Linked DNA regions of Homo sapiens: region 1 is linked to region 2. Evidence: chromatin loops called from intact Hi-C (ENCODE). Cell type or tissue: pancreas. All regions are shown on one strand. Each heading gives the region's core, and the rest is flanking DNA. Links, peaks and the distances in the headings are about the cores only.

What was found. Peaks named below come from ENCODE experiments on the same cell type or tissue, not always from the same donor. Only the 100,000 strongest peaks of a DNase experiment are listed, where the experiment ranks them.
Region 1: a loop joins it to region 2, with 3 times the contacts of the local background. A loop is called at or near these places in 5 of 110 quality-filtered maps.

What each region holds. Positions count from the first base shown.
Region 1 is chr17:27,964,165-27,972,497 of GRCh38, forward strand. All of the region lies in intron 2 of LINC01992 (long intergenic non-protein coding RNA 1992), which reads right to left. It overlaps LOC124903962 (a long non-coding RNA gene), which reads left to right. Exons shown (of 2, transcript XR_007065683.1): 2 at 162-668. Among named protein-coding and RNA genes, the nearest start is that of LINC01992, 23 kb to the right of the region's middle. In pancreas, for the core only: no CTCF peak of the experiment used is centred there; DNase peaks (open chromatin) are centred at 4,187 and 4,517; H3K27ac peaks cover 3,421 bases.
Region 2 is chr17:28,027,386-28,035,718 of GRCh38, forward strand. LOC105371709 (a long non-coding RNA gene) reads right to left here. Exons shown (of 3, transcript XR_934637.4): 3 at 6,755-7,076. Among named protein-coding and RNA genes, the nearest start is that of NLK, 11 kb to the right of the region's middle. RefSeq lists an enhancer at 6,230-7,429. In pancreas, for the core only: no CTCF peak of the experiment used is centred there; a DNase peak (open chromatin) is centred at 3,236; H3K27ac peaks cover 3,240 bases.

The DNA of each region.
Region 1 (8,333 bases), core at 303-8,302, 63 kb before region 2:
CAGATGAGGACACGGAGACTCAGAGAGGGTAAGACAGTTTCTCAAAGTTACACAGAGTAACTAATGGGAGTTAGGGTGAGGTTTCAAGCCCAGCCGAGCCTGTATGGCTCTAAAGCCAATGCTGTTTTCACTATAAGCTTTTTCCTTTTTCTCTTTCCTAGGAAGCAGAATCCTCTTGCCCCTGGAGCCTATGGGGCCATCACAGGGCCAGGAGGTAACCTGATCTCCATCACCCAAGTATCATGCACGGAGCTGGGGCAAAACTCTGTCAAAGATCACAAACAAATTACTCAGTCAAATGTATCCGAGCCACCTCTGGTTCCTCACTTTTGTGTACAAGACAATTGAACTTCTGATATTTGGTTCTGGCCCACTCAGCACTTCAGAGCCTTCAGCCGACCATAACCCTGCCTCCCAGAGCTTAGATCAAGCCAAATAAGGAGCTCTACTCCTTTCCCATATATCTGACCTAGCCCATCACTGAATTCCATTTCTGCTAAATACCGTGATAGCACAGTGGGTCAGCACCCAAGTTCTGGAGCTACACTACCTGGGTTCAAATTCTGGTTCTTAATACTAATAGGACCTCTAGCAAGTTATTCGACCTGTGCCTTGGCTTAGTTTTCCCACGTGCAAAATGGGGTTAATAAAAACACCCAACAAATAAAGTTGCAAGGACTCAGTGAATTAGTACGCAGAAGGGCTCATCATATTGTAAGTTGGCTATTGGTGCTATTTCTGGTTTGATCTAAACACTCTCCACACCCAGAAAGAACACATCCCAGGGCTTGCAGCAGCTCACACTGCAGACCACACTAAACAGCCCTCCCAACCCCTCTTCTCACCTATCACCTCTCAGAGAACCAGCTAGAGACTGGCCTGGAAGCCGTTCAACATAGACAAGGATGCTCTTTGAAGCTGGCTGGGTATGGCCTTAAATAACTCACAAGCCAGCTACCTCCTCTGTTTTCCCTCATGCCGCACAAATGGCTTCACTAACTTCAGGCCTCACTTTGAACCCTCACATCATTTCCTGACATTGCTGGTGCCTGGCCTGGAGGCAGCACCTTACACAGTAAGGAAAAGCAGCTGCTCATTACCTCGCCTCCCCACCTCCATTAGGATAAAAATCACCTCCCAAGATGGGACTCTACAGCCAGAGGGTGAATTGGTGACCTCATTGCTCGGCTCACTAGGTTCCAGGCATCCCTAAATGCCAGTGATCTTTCCTTTCCCTCTGATGTGTCGATGCCAGCCTTTCAGTGGCCAGGATCCCTCCCCTGGCCCCCAGCCTGGTTGTAGAACCACCCTGGCGTGTCAAAGGACTCTGGATTCCAAATGGCATGTTTAGAAGTGTGTTTACTGCCTGTGTTCGTGGTTTTCTACCATCAGGACACCGACTGTTGAAAGCAAAGTTCAAGCCAGGTTGGTGCAAGTTGCAGAAGCAGAAAAAGGATTCTACGCTACGCCTCTCTCCTTCCTTCAACTCAGCTATCCTGGACGCACTAATGTAATGCCATTGTGTTAGTCTGTTTGGGTGGCTATAACAAAATACCACAGACTGCGTGGCTTATAAGCAACAGAAATGTCTTTCCCACAGTTTTGGAATCTGGGAAGTATGAGATCAAGGTGCCAGCAGATTCAGTCTCTGGTAAGGGCCTGCTTCCTGGTTCACAGATGGCAGCTTCTCACTGTGTCCTCACATGGTGGAAGGGGCAGGGGTTCTCTCTCAGGCCTCTTTTATAAGGGCACAAATCCCATTCATAAGGGCTCCACCCCAGTGACCTTATCACTCCTCAAAAGTCCCACCTCCTAATAACATCACCTTGGGGGCCAGGATATCAAAATAGAAATTTTAGAGGAACACAAACATTGAGACAATAGCACTCCATTTATCCACCTGTCCACTTGTCCATGTTCACTGTGCACAGCATTTCCTGGCCCCTCCTCTCCACTGACATATCTTTGTTTCTATATCAGAATTTTTTAAAAAGACATTCAGTAAGCTTCTGATTTGAAGCAGGCCATGTGCTGTTTGGTATGTATTGTCTCAATTACTCCTCACAAATACCTTGGGAGGTAGGTATTTTATATATATATATTTTATGTTTTAAAAATTTTATTTATTCATTCATTTATTTATTTGAGACTGAGTCTCGCTCTGTCGCCCAGGCTGGAGTGCAGTGGTGTGATCTCGGCTCACTGCAACCTCCACCTCCTGGGTTCAAGCCATTCTCCTGCCTCAGCCTCCTGAGTAGCTGGGACCACAGGCACCCACCACCATGCCTGGCTAATGTTTGTATTTTTAGTAGAGACGGGGTTTCGCCACGTTGAACAGGCTGGTCTTAAACTCCTGACCTTGTGATCCACCCACCTCAGCCTCCCAAAGTACTGAATTACAAACATGAATCACTGTGCCCTGCCACGTATATATTTTAACATAGGGTCTTGCTCTGTTACCCAGGCTGAAGTGTATTGGCACTAACACAGCTCACTGCAGCCTCCACCTCCCCAGCTCAAGAGATCCTCCTGCCTCAGCCTCCTGAGTAGCTGAGACTACAGGTGTGCACTACCATGCCTGGTTACTTTTTTTTTTTTTTTTTTTTTGTGCAGAGATGGGTTCTCCCTATGTTGCCCAGGCTGGAATACTATTATTAACCCCATTTTATAGACCCAGAAACTGAGCCTCAGAATGGTTATGAAACTTACCTGGATTCCACATCCAATGAACAGCCACACTGGGATTTAGATGAGGTCTAGCGAACTTTAGAACCCAGTTTTGTTTTGTTTTTTTTTTGAGACGGAGTTTCGTTCTTGTGCCCAGGCTGGAGTGCAATGGCGCAACCTCGGCTCACCGCAACCTCCGCCTCCCAGGTTTAAGTGATTCTCCTGCCTCAGCCTCCTGAGTAGCTGGGATTACAGGTATGCGCCACCACACCTGGCTAATTTTGTATTTTTAGTAGAGATGGGGTTTCTCCATGTTGGTTAGGCTGGTCTCGAACTCCTGACCTCAGGTGATCCACCTGCCTCAGCCTCCCAAAGTGCGGGGATTACTAAGAACTAAGTCTTGTTTTTTGTGTGTTTTGATTTGATTTGATTTGATTTGGGTTTTGTAGAGGCAAGATCTCCCTATGTTGCTGAAGCTAGTACTGAATTCCTGGACTCAAGCAATCCTCCTGCCTCGGTGAGGTCTTATTTTAATAACAGCAGGTCTGGGTCCCTAAAGGACTCTCTGTGACATATGCAGTGATTGGTGTTGCAAGAAACACCAAAGGTAAAGGCTTAGAGTAGCCCCATGAATAGCCAGATTCAAACTCCAACATCCTGGTACCAGGATCTGAGCACTCAACCTGGTCACATAAACTCGGCATGCAAGAGAGAATCAGACAGTGTTTCCCAAAGTGTGTTCTATGGAACCCTCCCCCCAACCTTCTTTTGTTACACCAAAAGAAGGGTTCCACAGTCCAACAGGTTTGGGAAACATTATATATTCTGATTCCTATCTAAAGATTTATAACACTCGTTAGCAATTTTTTTTTTTTTTTTTGAGATGGAGTCTCACTGTCGCCCAGGCTGGAATGCAGTGGCGTGATCTCGGCTCACCGCAAGCTCCGCTTCCCGGGTTCACACCATTCTCCTGCCTCAGCCTCCCGTGTAGCTGGGACTACAGGCACCCACAACCACACCCGGCTAATTTTTTTGTATTTTTAGTAGAGACGGGATTTCACCGTGTTAGCCAGGATGGTCTTGATCTCCTGACCTCGTGATCTGCCTGTCTCGGCCTCCCAAAGTGTGGTTAGCACATTTTTAGTATGAGGATTTTAAGTATCTTTCAGTAAAGAGATCTGTTTGCCTTTATCTATATCAATGTTTCTCCAGTTTATATAATCCCTGAACCCTTTTATCCTTTTTAGTTTCCGTGGAGTCAATGTTCTGTGGAATAGAGTTTGGGAAACACTGTTTTGGTATCTCTACCCTTGCCTGAATTGGGCCAGGTGTGTCTGCAGATCACCAGCCTGCCAGCTATAACCACCCACTCCATAGGTGGTACCAACAAGGTCAGCAGCATGCAGCTTGGGCCCATGGATCAGAGATTACACTCCTATTACTGGCAGGGGCCCATCTAACCCCTGGAGCCTGCAGCCAACTGCCAACCCAGCCCAAAGCTGACCTCGCTTGACTTGATTCCTTATCTTCAGGCACTCTCTGCCTCCCTGGGCTCCCATCAGAACAGCCCAGAAAGCTGCACGCCTGCTTCCTGCCAGAGAGGACATGCTAGATAGAGAGAGCTGGGGTGACAAGCCCAGCTGGAAAGCAAAGTACTTCCCAAAGCAGCACTTAGCAGGGCCATGTGCTGGGGAATCAGCCTTTGCTTGAGCAGAGGCATCCAACAGCTTGCAAGGCAAAGAAACAAACAGCTCCCAAGCACAAAACGCCTTCACAAATGTACGGCGTGTGAAAGAACCCACCTGTCTCTCTGCCACCCCACCCACCCAGGTAACACCCAAAGCAGCAGCAGCAACTGCGGCCGCCTCCACCCGCAACAGCCAAAGTCATGTGAATGCCAAGAGCCTTTGCTTGTCAGCTCCTAAGGACATTTGGCCTAGCACAAAGCCCAGGACAAGAGATCAAGAAATAGTTATGGATGCAAGGGGCCTAGGACAGGGTGAGGTGGATGTGGAAGTGCCTGTGAAATCAATACAGCCTTCTACTTCCTCTTGAAATTTGCTTTCTCGAGCCTCTTTTTAAAGGACCTGGTATTGTCCTTGACTAAGGATCCTGTATGCACAAAGGTATCTAAAACCACGGCCAGCCTAAGGCATTGCTGATTGAGTCCACATGTGTGTATATTTTATTGTTGGGTACATATAGGTTTATGTGAATGGGGGGAGTCGAAAACACAGGAAAAACCAAAATGCAAGGGGTATTAGACAGCATTGCCTGAAAAAGACACTCATTTTCCATGATTGATGATCAAGGTTGGTATCAATGACTGCTTGCGTTTCCCATCTCCACTGCACCCCTGAATAGATGCCCCTTACCATGAAATTTATAGCCCTTTGCTTGAAATGCTATACTCTACAGTAAGCTAGGACCAAAATAATAACTAGAGGGCAAAGCAATTAACCATTTCCCCAGGCTGAAGTTTCATCCTCTTACTGCCTTGATAATTTACTCTGCAAAGTGGCAGGCACCTGGCTCAGAGTCACTCTCCAAATCTATTCAAAAGTCCCTGAATTCTGCTGAGTTTGGTTTCACTGTATGAACAGGACCAAAAACAATAAGGTCTTTGACACCTTATTATAATTATATTATAATACTAAGTTGTATTATAATTATAACACAACTTAGTTTTCCTCCAAAGCTTCCATTTGCTGGGATGCTAGGAGACAGCATGAGCAGTTTTACTGTTTTCATGGAAGCCTTTGGGGGAGCGGACCAAAAATTACATCACTGTGTGCCATTCCTTCGCCACCACATCTTCCTATTTCCACAGAGATCTTGGGGCTCTCAGGCCCCCAGCCTCAGGGTTCTCATGGAAAAGTTGTGGCCATTCTGAACTTTCAGGGGAAATACAAGAAATGGGAACACCAAGACAAAAGGCAGCCAAAATTATATCACAATCTGTCCAATTCTGAACCTATGATCTTATCATCTGCTCTGACCTCTCCTCGCCCCCAACTGCATCTCCTCCTGTCTCCTATTCAGTGAATGGTTCCACCATCTGCCACTGGCTCAAGTCACAAATATGGGGGTTATCTGGGACTTACCCATTTCCCTCATCACCACCCCCATGCCGTATTCAATCAGTCTCTTAAGCTCTGTCACCCTCTTTTCTCCAGCTTCACTGCCATCACTTTTGTTCAGACCACCGTCTTCTTTCCCCTGGTTGAACAAGAGCCTAAGTGTCTCCCTTGCTTTTAGTCTTGCTCCCCTCTGTCTATTCTCCACACTACGGTGCCACAATGACCTTTCTGAAAAACAAATAGAATCATGTCACTGCTGTACTTAAAACCCCTCAGAAACCACTTGTGTTCACCAGGATAAAATTCTAACCCCAACCTTGGTACCCAAGGTCTTTCATGTTGGCTCCCAGGCCACCTCCCCCAGCCTCTTTTCTCACCACTCTCCCCTTCTCTTACCAAATACTAAACTACTACTAGTTCTCAGGACACGCCATGCTCTTTCATGCCTCTAGTCCTTGCACATACTATTTCCACATTCTGGAACAATTTTTCATCTTCTTTCTCCTGGCTAAGTCCTACGCATTCTCCAAGAATCAGCTAATGCATATCTTCCTCTAGAAAACTTTCTGAAGAGGCAAAAAGCCCCTCCTGCCTCCTTACTGTCCCCAAGCTCTTGCATAAAAACATGCTGTTCCTTCTGTCTTATTCTTATCCTTCTTAAATGTGGCAGGAGGTGAAGCAGACTCCTGAGCAATTCCTAACCCATAGCACCTGAGGGACTATCTCCCTAGCCTCCCTTTCCTCTTTCCTAACAGAACCCCAATGTCTTCGGATATCCACCCTCACCCAAATAGCCCCATGCCTCAGGGAAAGCTGACCTTGCCACACTGATTGGGCTGGGGGAAGGGGAATATATATCTCATTTTTCTTCACAATGATTGGCTCAAGAATGTCATGTGACCCAATTCTGGCCAATGAGTTATGACATTTCTTGTCTCTTAAGAGAGAGTCACTGGAGGAGACCAGGTGTGGTGAGTAGATCATGCCGGTAATCTCAGCACTTTGGGAGGCCGAGGCAGGAGAATTGCTTGAGCCTAGGAGTTCAAGACCAGCCTGGGCAACAAGGCAAAACACCATCACAACAAAATTAAAAAATTAGCCAGGTGTGGTGACACACACCTCTGGTCCCAACTACTCGGAAGACTGAGGTAGGAGGATCGCTTGAGCCCAGGAGGTTGAGGCTGCAATGAGCCAAGATCCACATCACTGCACTCCAGCCACCTGGGTGACACAGTGAGACCCTGTCTCAAAAAAAAAAAAAAAAAAAGAAGGCCGGGTGTGGTGGCTCATGCCTATGATCCCAGCGCTTTGGGAGGCTGAGGTCAGGAGTTTGAGACCAGACTGACCAACCTGGAGAAAGCCCATTTCTACTAAAAATACAAAATTAGCTGGGCGTGGTCGTGCATGTCTGTAGTCCCAGCTACTTGGGAGGCTGAGGCAGGAGAATTGCTTGAACCCAGGAGGCGGAGGTTGCAGTGAGCTGAGATCGTGCCATTGCACTCCAGCCTGGGCAGCAAGAGCAAAACTCCTTCTCAAAAAAAAAAAAAAAAAAAAAAAAAAGAGAGAGTCACTGCAGGAGATGGCCTGTCTTCTTCCTCTACATCAAGAATTCTTAGCCTTTTTTTGGTGGGGGGGTGGTGCCAGGATCCCTTTTGTGGTAAGATGAATTCCGTGAACTGCTTCTTAGAATAATATTTTAAAATATATAAAATAAATTACATGTAAACAATTATAATTTAACCACGTATTAAAATATTAAAACAATATATTTGTGGTGTAATAATATATGTGATACTTTATTAACACATTCAATATCAATATTTAATGGCAGGTCTAATAACTACTACAATTTCAAAGTGGGATTGAGTATAAATGATATTTTATGATATATTTGTAATTGTAATGTTATATGAAAATACATATGATTTCTTTTGGTGGCAAAGCCACAGTACACTACTACCACTATAGATGTTGCCTGCATCCATAATTGAAGAAAATGCCACATTTCAGTTAGAGGTTAGTGGTGTAATTCTTTCTCCCACTCAGGTTCGTGGCTCTCCGGGTTTGTCTGTGGAGCCCAGGTAAGAGCTCCCTGCTCTGGACTTTGTACTCTCTGGCTGTGATGGCTGGAACCACTGCAGCCATCTTGCCAGCAACTGGAGGGTGGACCACTATGGCGTTGGCATACCGGAAAGATGAAAAGAACCTGGGTCCTTGATACCATTGCTGGGCCTCTAAACCAACCAGCCCCAAAGCCTATTGACTTCAGTTATGGAAAATAATAAAATGACTTATTGTTTAAGCCCATTTGACCCAGGATTTCTATGGATTCAGCTAATTTACAGAGAAGGAAGAAGGTTTAACTTTATGTCAGAGTCAGTGTCAAAAGACAGAACAAATGGAGCACCTACACCGAGCTCACAATCCAAGTAGAAAGCCCCTTTCCTGACGGAAAGCAATTTAAACTGCCTCTGCTATATTCACAGTGCAGGAGAATACCGATTGCACAAAGACAACGTATGCTCTGAGCCCTGGAGTCAGTGAGACTTCTGGGAGCACCTGTACCTTACCATCATCTTGCAAGCG
Region 2 (8,333 bases), core at 196-8,195:
GACTGAACGGTAGAAGACTGTTTCCTAAGATTGGGAACAAGGCAAGGAAGTTTTGCTCTCATCACTTTTATTCAACTATTCATTGGAGGTCCTAGACAGTGTAATAAGTCAAGAAAAATAAATAAAAGGCCTAAATGTTGGAAAGGAAGACATAAAACTGTTTTTATTTATAGATTAATAAGATTAGAGAATCCTCAAGAACCTAGAAAAAAGCTACTAGAATAAATGGATTTAGCAAGCCTGCAAAAAAAATCAAGTGTGTTTCCATATACCAGCAATGAACTACTGGAAAATAAAATTTAAAAACCAATGCCAGCCTGGTGTGGTGGCTCACACCTATAAATCCAACACTTTGGGAGGCTGCAGCTGGAAGATCAATTGAGCCCAGGAGTTCGAGATCAGCCTGGGTAACATGGCAAGGGAGACCTCGTATCTATAAAGACAAACGAACAAAAAAGAATCCACAGCTCATGGAACTTAAAATATTTATTGGATTAAATTACAGCTCAATAAAGTTGATTTTAAAAATAAAAAATTTTGCATTGAAAATTTTTTAAATAAATTCCTAGTTGTGTCCTTGTACTAGCAACTGTAAAGAAAGACTTGCACAGACCCGGTCTCAGGTTGTGCACATGTGCTCTTTATTTGGAAATGATGGCCTACGCAGGTAAACAGAGGTAAAATGTCTGACCAAATAGAAGAAATGCATTGTTCCAAGATTTGATTTTTATTGCTAGACTACTGCTTAAAATCTGAACATATCAACAACAGGTTTTGAAGGCAGGAGACAAGAGTAAAGTCACAGGGATAGTCAATGGAGAGAATTAATGAGGCCATGAGAATCTCATATAGGGCAGTAGGAAAGTCATTAAATGCTCTCCTATCTTCTATCTTGAAAGGATTCCTGAAAGGGCAAGACTGAAGGCTTTAGCAAGAGAGGATATGCACACTCTGGCAGCCCAGAGTTCTGAGGTTACAGTAGGCATTTCCCAGTCCAGGAGAGTAAAATTAAACAGAAATATTGTGTAATGGATGGACCCATTGTAGGCATGTATCCTAAAGAAATACTGGGCCAGGCATGGTGGCTCATGCCTGCAATCTCAACACTTAGGAAGGCCAAGGCTGGAGGATTGCCTGAGCCCAGGAGTTCAAGACCAGCCTGGACAACACAGTGAGACTCTGTCTCTACAAAAAACTTTTAAAAATTTCCCAGGTGGGCCCAGCGTGATGGCTTATGCCTGTAATCCCAGCACTTTGGGAGGCCGAGGCGGGTGGATCACAAGGTCAGGAGATAGAGACCATCCTGGCTAACACAGTGAAACACCGTCTCTACTAAAAATACAAAAAATTAGCCAGACATGGTGGCATGCACCTGTAGTCCCAGCTACTCAGGAGGCTGAGGCAGGAGAATCACTTGAACCCAGGAGGCGGAGGTTTCAGTGAGCCGAGATCGTTCCACTGCACCCCAGCCTGGGCAACAGAGCGAGACTCCCTCTCAACAAGAAAAAATTACCCAGGTGTGGTGGCATGTGCCCAAAGTCCCAGCTGCTCAGGAGGCTGGGGCTGGAGGATTACTTGAGCCCAGGGAGTTGAGTCTATAGTGAGCAAGGATAGTGCCACTGCACCTCAGCCTGGGCCATAGAGCTAGAGCTGTCTCTTAAAAAAAAAAAAAAATTGTACCCCTGCATAAGGAAACATGGATGGGAATACTTATTGAAGAGTTGCTTGTAAAAAAAAAATGAGAAATGAGAAAGGATTTAATGAAGTAAGGCACAAAGTCACATCTGTTTTGGAGCGGATCCTATCAGTTCCCCACCCATATGACCTAGCACTTACCATGTCTGTGTGTGTCAACTGACTTCCAATTGATAGCACAAGCATCTCCTTGACTGAAGGCTTTTTCTGGCCACCAGAGCCCTCTCTGCCCAGATGCAAGGCAGGCCAAAAGTCCCTGAGTCAATGTGCCTCTGAAGTAGCCCTTGATCAATGGCAGATGGAAGTCAGTGGATAAATACTCCAGCTCTCTTTAGGTAGAAGTGTTGGACAGTTGTGTGCTACATTGGCTCCCAGTTTCCCCATGGAGTTGAGCTCTGGTTTTACATACAGTGATGACTTGCTTTGAAAAACACCCTTTATTGGCTTCCTTCCCTTCCCTGTCTCACTTCCCCATTACCCTATTTTCTGGGATCACCTCCCACATAAAGTAATCACACTTAAATCCTGTCTCAAGGTCACCTTTCAAATTCAGCATTATGAAAAGAACAAAGCACATTAATAAATAGATTATGAAAATATCCTCATAACATATTGTTAAGTGAAAAAGCATTTTATAGAACTATGTGTATAGTATAATAGCATGTATTTTGAAAACACAAAAAATAGAACCATGCTTTTTTTTTTCTTGAGACAGAGTCTTGCTCTGTCATCCAGGCTGGAGTGCAGTGGCATGATCTCAGCTCACTGCAACCTCCGCCTCCTGGGTTCAAGTGATTCTCGTGCCTCAGCCTCCCAAGTAGCTGGGACTACGGATGTGTGCCACCACACCCAGCTAATTTTTGTATTTTTTGTAGAGACAGGGTTTCATTATGTTGACCAGGCTGATATAGAATTCCTGAGCTCCAGCAATCTGCCCACCTCAGCCTCCCAAAGTGCTGGGATTACAGGTGCAAGCCACAGCACCCAGCCGAGAACCATACATTTTAAAATGTGCATGTGTGTGTGCAAATGCCAAGAATCTTTTCATGAATTACTTGTGATTTTATTTTATTTTATTTATTTTGAGACAGGGTCTTGCTCTGTCACACAGGCTGGAGGGCAGTGGTGCAATCACAGCTCACTGCAGCCTTGACCTCCTGGGCTCAAGCTATTCTCTTGCCTCAGCCTCCAGAGTAGCTGAGACTACAGGTGCCCACCACCATGCCCAGCTAATTTTGTTTTTATTATTATTTGTAGAGACGAGGTCTTGCCATGTTGCCTAGGCTGATCTCAAACTCCTGGGCTCAAGCAATCCTCCTGTCCCAAAGTACTGGGATTACAAGCATGAGCCACCTCACTCGGCCTACTTGTGTTTCTAAAAGTAAATTTAAAATACTTTATAATGGATGGAAGAGCTCAGTTTACGTCAGCTTAAACCAACACTGGGCACTGGGGACGCCTAGCAAAATAGGAGCCAAGTCTCTGCCCTTGGGGAGCTTGTAGAGCATTAAAGGCAACAGATGAGTAAACATTTGCAAGGCCAGGTGACAAGTACCATGACAGACAAAAGCAGAGTGACTGCAGTAACCCAGAGGTGGGGCCTGGCCAGCCATCTGCAGAAAAAATTCATTCCTCTCCTACCTGCCCTGCAGCCTTAGGTACACTTCAACCCAAATCACTAGAGCTCAGTCAGCAGAGCTAAAGGTATAACAATTAAGAATTAAGCAAATCAGGTACTTACCACCCAGTCAGAATACAGTTTTAATGGAAGGATAATGACATCCCTGGAGGAATGTCCTGGAGCAGAAATTTATCAGTGTTTCTAGCACCCCCAGGAATTTCTAGTGGACAATTACATTGACACATCGCCCCTAGCTTTTCAGATCTCTCACCAGCCTCCGGACCTCCCACCCCTGCCCCATGCTCTGAGACCAGCCCACTGAGCAACCTTCTGCTGAGGATTTAGCTTTCCATGGAGGCTTGCTAGGGGAAGAAAGTGTATTTGAGGAGGCAAGTGTTACAATCCAGCTGTCACTGGAAGGCAATCAACTGGCCGGTTTCTTGCCTCTGGGACCTTATTACAAGGCCCATTAGCCCAGTGGTTCCCAACTTTGCTGCATATTAGAATCTACTGGGGAGCTTTTAAAAATCCTGATGCCTAGGTCACACCTCATACCTACTAAGTTGTGTGGGAGGCGTGGGGGTGACCAGGCAGTGGTGTGCTAAAGCTGGCTGCTACCTGGTTCTGGAGAACCTATTGTGTACATCTCTTCCCCATTCTGTCTTCAATGATGTCATACTAGCAGCTTGAAATTAACCATGGCTGGACGCGGTGGCTCATGCCTGTAATCTCAGCACTTTGGGAGGCCAAGCTGGGTGGATCACCTGAGGTCAGGAGTTCGAGACCAGGCTAGCCAACAGGGTGAAACCCCGTCTCTACTTACAAAAAAAAAAAAAAATTAGCTGGGCGTGGTGGCACACACCTGTAATCCCAGCTACTTAGAAGGCTGAGGCAGGAGAATTGCTTCAACCCGAGAGGCAGAGGTTGCAGTGAGCCGAGATCGTGCCATTGCACTCCAGCCTAGGCAACAGAGTGTGACTCTGTCTCAAAAAAAAAAAGAAAGAAAGAAAGAAATTAACCATGATAGAAGTTTTTATGCCATGGATATAAATCAGGGCTTTCTTTTCTTTCTAAACAGCCAATTCTTAAAATATTTACCAGCATACCACTGAAACCAGGCATCAGTAGTTTTTGAATATCCTCAGGTGATTCCAATGTGAAGCACAGTCTGGAAACCACCACTGTCTTAGTCTTTTCCAAATAATGCTCATTGTAGTCTTGGATAATTTGGTTTCACCTGCTAACCCTAGCAATCAATATTTAAGGCTGTGGCTCTCTAATCTGGGACCACTGTCTCTGCGGACTTTCAGCGAGGACAACCTTTATTCTGCCATGGAGGCTGAGCTCTGTAACGTGGTATATTGGGGTGGATAGGTGGTAATTTTGTGTATGGTTCATTGCTGCCCTTTTGATGAAAAGTATCTTGTTGTATTTGGATTCTAAGCTGAAAATAGATCCACAGAATATTGTCTGTATAACATTATGAAACATTCCTCATTTTACTGCTGTGTCCAATGCATGTGAGTTATACTTTCATTTACTAAGGCTTAAGAAGCCAAAGTAATAAAGGGCACCTACAAATGTTAAGCATAACAATTTTGTAATCTATTTTAAAATTTTCTTTTTTAATAACTTTAAGATAAAATGTTCACCACTCATCTAGGAAGAAGGAAGTTTGGGACATCGTCTGACTCACATGGCCAAGGACATGGGTCAGGGCTGAGGTTTGGTCCTGGGGTTTGGAGCTGGGATAAATAACCCATCCAGGGACTGAAAAATGGAGAGGGGTAAGATGAGGCCAACATCCTGAGATACATGCAAAGGGAATTCTCCTGGGGCTCAGAGCCTGTGTTGTTAGGATGGGAAGAGGCCCAGTTGTAGGGGAAGAAGGACCAGGTGGTACGTGAACTTAGATTTGTCTGGCCTCACCCAGTCCCCAGCTTGTTGCCATGTCCTGTCTCTATCTTAGTTGCTATTGGCTCCCTGACTGATTCTTCCACTGTCTTGTCTGGCTTCTCTTGTTATACCTTCCAGTAGCTGATCCTGAACATGCACGTTGTCCTTCAGCAATACCAAATGCCTATGAGGTTTGTAGCCTTGCTCCCACTCTCTCTTATCGAGCCTCCACCTTTGCTTTGGCATTGATGACTTTATCCCCTGTCACGAAACTGATGGAGGGACTGTAGGGGCTCAGAAAAATGGATGAAGGAAGATGGGAGAAGCATTTTACAATTTACTAAGATTAAAGTATCACATCTCATCTCCCCAACCAACTCCCCAAACAGAAGAGCACTGGAAATAGAGATACCAGGAAAATAATGACAAGTAAGCAACACACAGAAGTGAGGAAAGAGGCCAGGTATTGTGGCTCATGGTTGTCATCCCAAGACTTTGGAAGGCTGAGGCAGGAGGATTGCTTCAGCACAGAAGTTTGAGAACAGCCTGGGCTGTTTCTCTAAAAAGAAAAAAAAAGTGAGGAAGGGAACTACCTATCCCAAGTGGCCACTCTGTGTCAGGCATTGTGCTAGATATTTCATATAGTAATATATGACCTTAGTTAATTTTCTCAATATTACCTTCTACTGCAAAATAGGTGTTATTATACCCATTGAACAGATGAGGAAGCATGCTCAAGTGTCTAGTGCCCAAGGTCAGACAGCTAGAAAGTTTTTCACGGCATCACATAAATAAGATTATATAAATAAGAGTGTATGTTTCAAATAAATATTGCAGACATTGAATGTCTAAATTCTTCAGGGGAGAGAGAGATCCAGAGGGACTTGTATCAGGAAAAATGCTTCATGAAAGTTCTGAGGCTACAGCCCAGTGCAGTGGCTCATGCCTGTAATCCTGGCACTTTAGGAGGCTGAGGCAGGCAGATTCTAATGAGCAACAAGGCAAAACCCCAGCTCTACAAAATACAAAAAAATTAGTCAGCTGTGGTGGCACATGCCTGTAGACCCAGCTACTCAGGAGGCTGAGGTGAGAGGATCACCTGAGCCCAGGGAGGTCGAGGTTCTCAAAAAAAAAAAAAAAGACAACAAAGAAGAAGATCTGAGGCTCCAAGAGCAAAGCCTTAAAAGTGAGTAGAACTTGGGTAGAAGAAGAGGTAGAAAGATAAGCCAGGCCCGAAGCATGGAGACAGAGAATGGACGTAGTGTGACCCAGAGGAATGTGTGTGCTAAAAGGTCGGAGGTGATCCTCTTGCCTTCTGCTAACAGTTTTGGGTAAGAAATGTTAAAAAAGTATCATGCACCCAGTGAGGGAGGCCCCTGGCTGCCAGGCTTGAAAGGGTAAGAATTCTCTGCCTGTCCTTCCTGGTACTCCATAGCATCACTTCTTTGCCCCTTCCCTCCAGCTGTGGGTTACAGTGGGAAGTGGGCCAGCCCCAGCTTTGTCACTCACGAGATGTGTGAGATTTGATAAGGTACCTTGACTTCCCGAGTCTGTTTCTTCATTTGCAAAATGGGACATATTGACGATTGATCACATGAGATAACAGGTGTTGAGCACCCAGCACTGTTGAATGTGAGTTGCTCCTTTTGTAGTCCTTTAATATTCCTGGGCCTGGCCCAAGTTCTGCAAAGTCTTTGCAGACAACTCATGGGGTGAGCCAGTTCTTGGAAGAAAGGGAAGATCACCTCCCACTTCCTGCACATTATATTCCTGCTTATGCATTCTGATGTCCTGCTTGCTTTTTTAGGCTCTAAGTGCTATCCTGCTGACTCACTTCCGACTTCTCGTTCTTCATGCTCAGCTCCTGAAAATGGAACAAAATGGAAAAGGCCGGAAATTGTACTGTCTGGTGATGTGTTTAAGGGGCCAGCCACTCCACGTGGATGGAATGCTGGGGACATGAACTGAGTGGTGCCCAAGATGATTTCTCCACTGGACACTTGGGACACTTTGCCTTCGATTGTAATACCTGTACTAATAATAACCATCCCACTTACTGCTAGCAAGCCCCAGGCTATGTGCTTTCCATGGATTGTCTCTTTGAATTATCACAACTGCATCTGTCAGGGAACCTCTCTATTTTACAGACAAGGAAATTTTTCACACTAAGATAGGTTAAGGAACTTGCCCAAGGTCACATAGCTGGTAAGGGACAGATTAAGGATTCAAACCCATGATCTAGATTTGGGCTGTCTAATATAGTAGCTACTAGCCACATGTGGCTAGTGAATTTTGTTTTCCTTTTTTTTTTTTTTTTTTTTTAGATAAGGTCTCACTCTGCTGCTCAGGCTAAAGTGCAGTGGCATGATCATGGCTCACTGCAGCCTCAACCTCCCTGGGTTCAGGTGATCCTTCCACTTCAGCCTCTTGAGTTGCAGGGACTACAGGCACATGCCACCATGCCTGGCTAATTTTTTTTTTTTTTTTTTGATAGAGATGAGGTTTCACTATGTTGCCCAGGCTGGTCTTGAACTTTGGGCTCAAGCGATCCTCCCACCTTGGCCTCCCAAATTGCTGGGATTACAGGTGTGAGCCATCACACCTGGCCTCTTTTAACTTTTTAGTGTGACTACTAGAACACAAAATTTCATATGTGGCTCTCACATTTCTCTAGGACAGCACTGATCTAAATCATGAACATTATTTTTTTTTATTATACTTTAAGTTTTAGGGTACATGTACACAATGTGCAGGTTAGTTACATATGTATACATGTGCCATGTTGGTGTGCTGCACCCAGTAACTCATCATTTAACATTAGGTATATCTCCAAATGCTATCCCTCCCCCCTCTCCCCACCCCACAACAGGCCCCTGTGTGTGATGTTCCCCTTCCTGCGTCCATGTGTTCTCATTGTTCAATTCCCACCTATGAGTGAGAACATGAGGTGTTTGGTTTTTTGTCCTTGTGATAGTTTGCTGAGAATGATGGTTTCCAGCTTCATCCATGTCCCTACAAAGGACATGAACTCATCATTTTTTACGGCTGCATAGTATTCCATGGTGTATATGTGCCACATTTTCTTAATCCAGTCTATCACTGTTGGACATCTGGGTTGGTT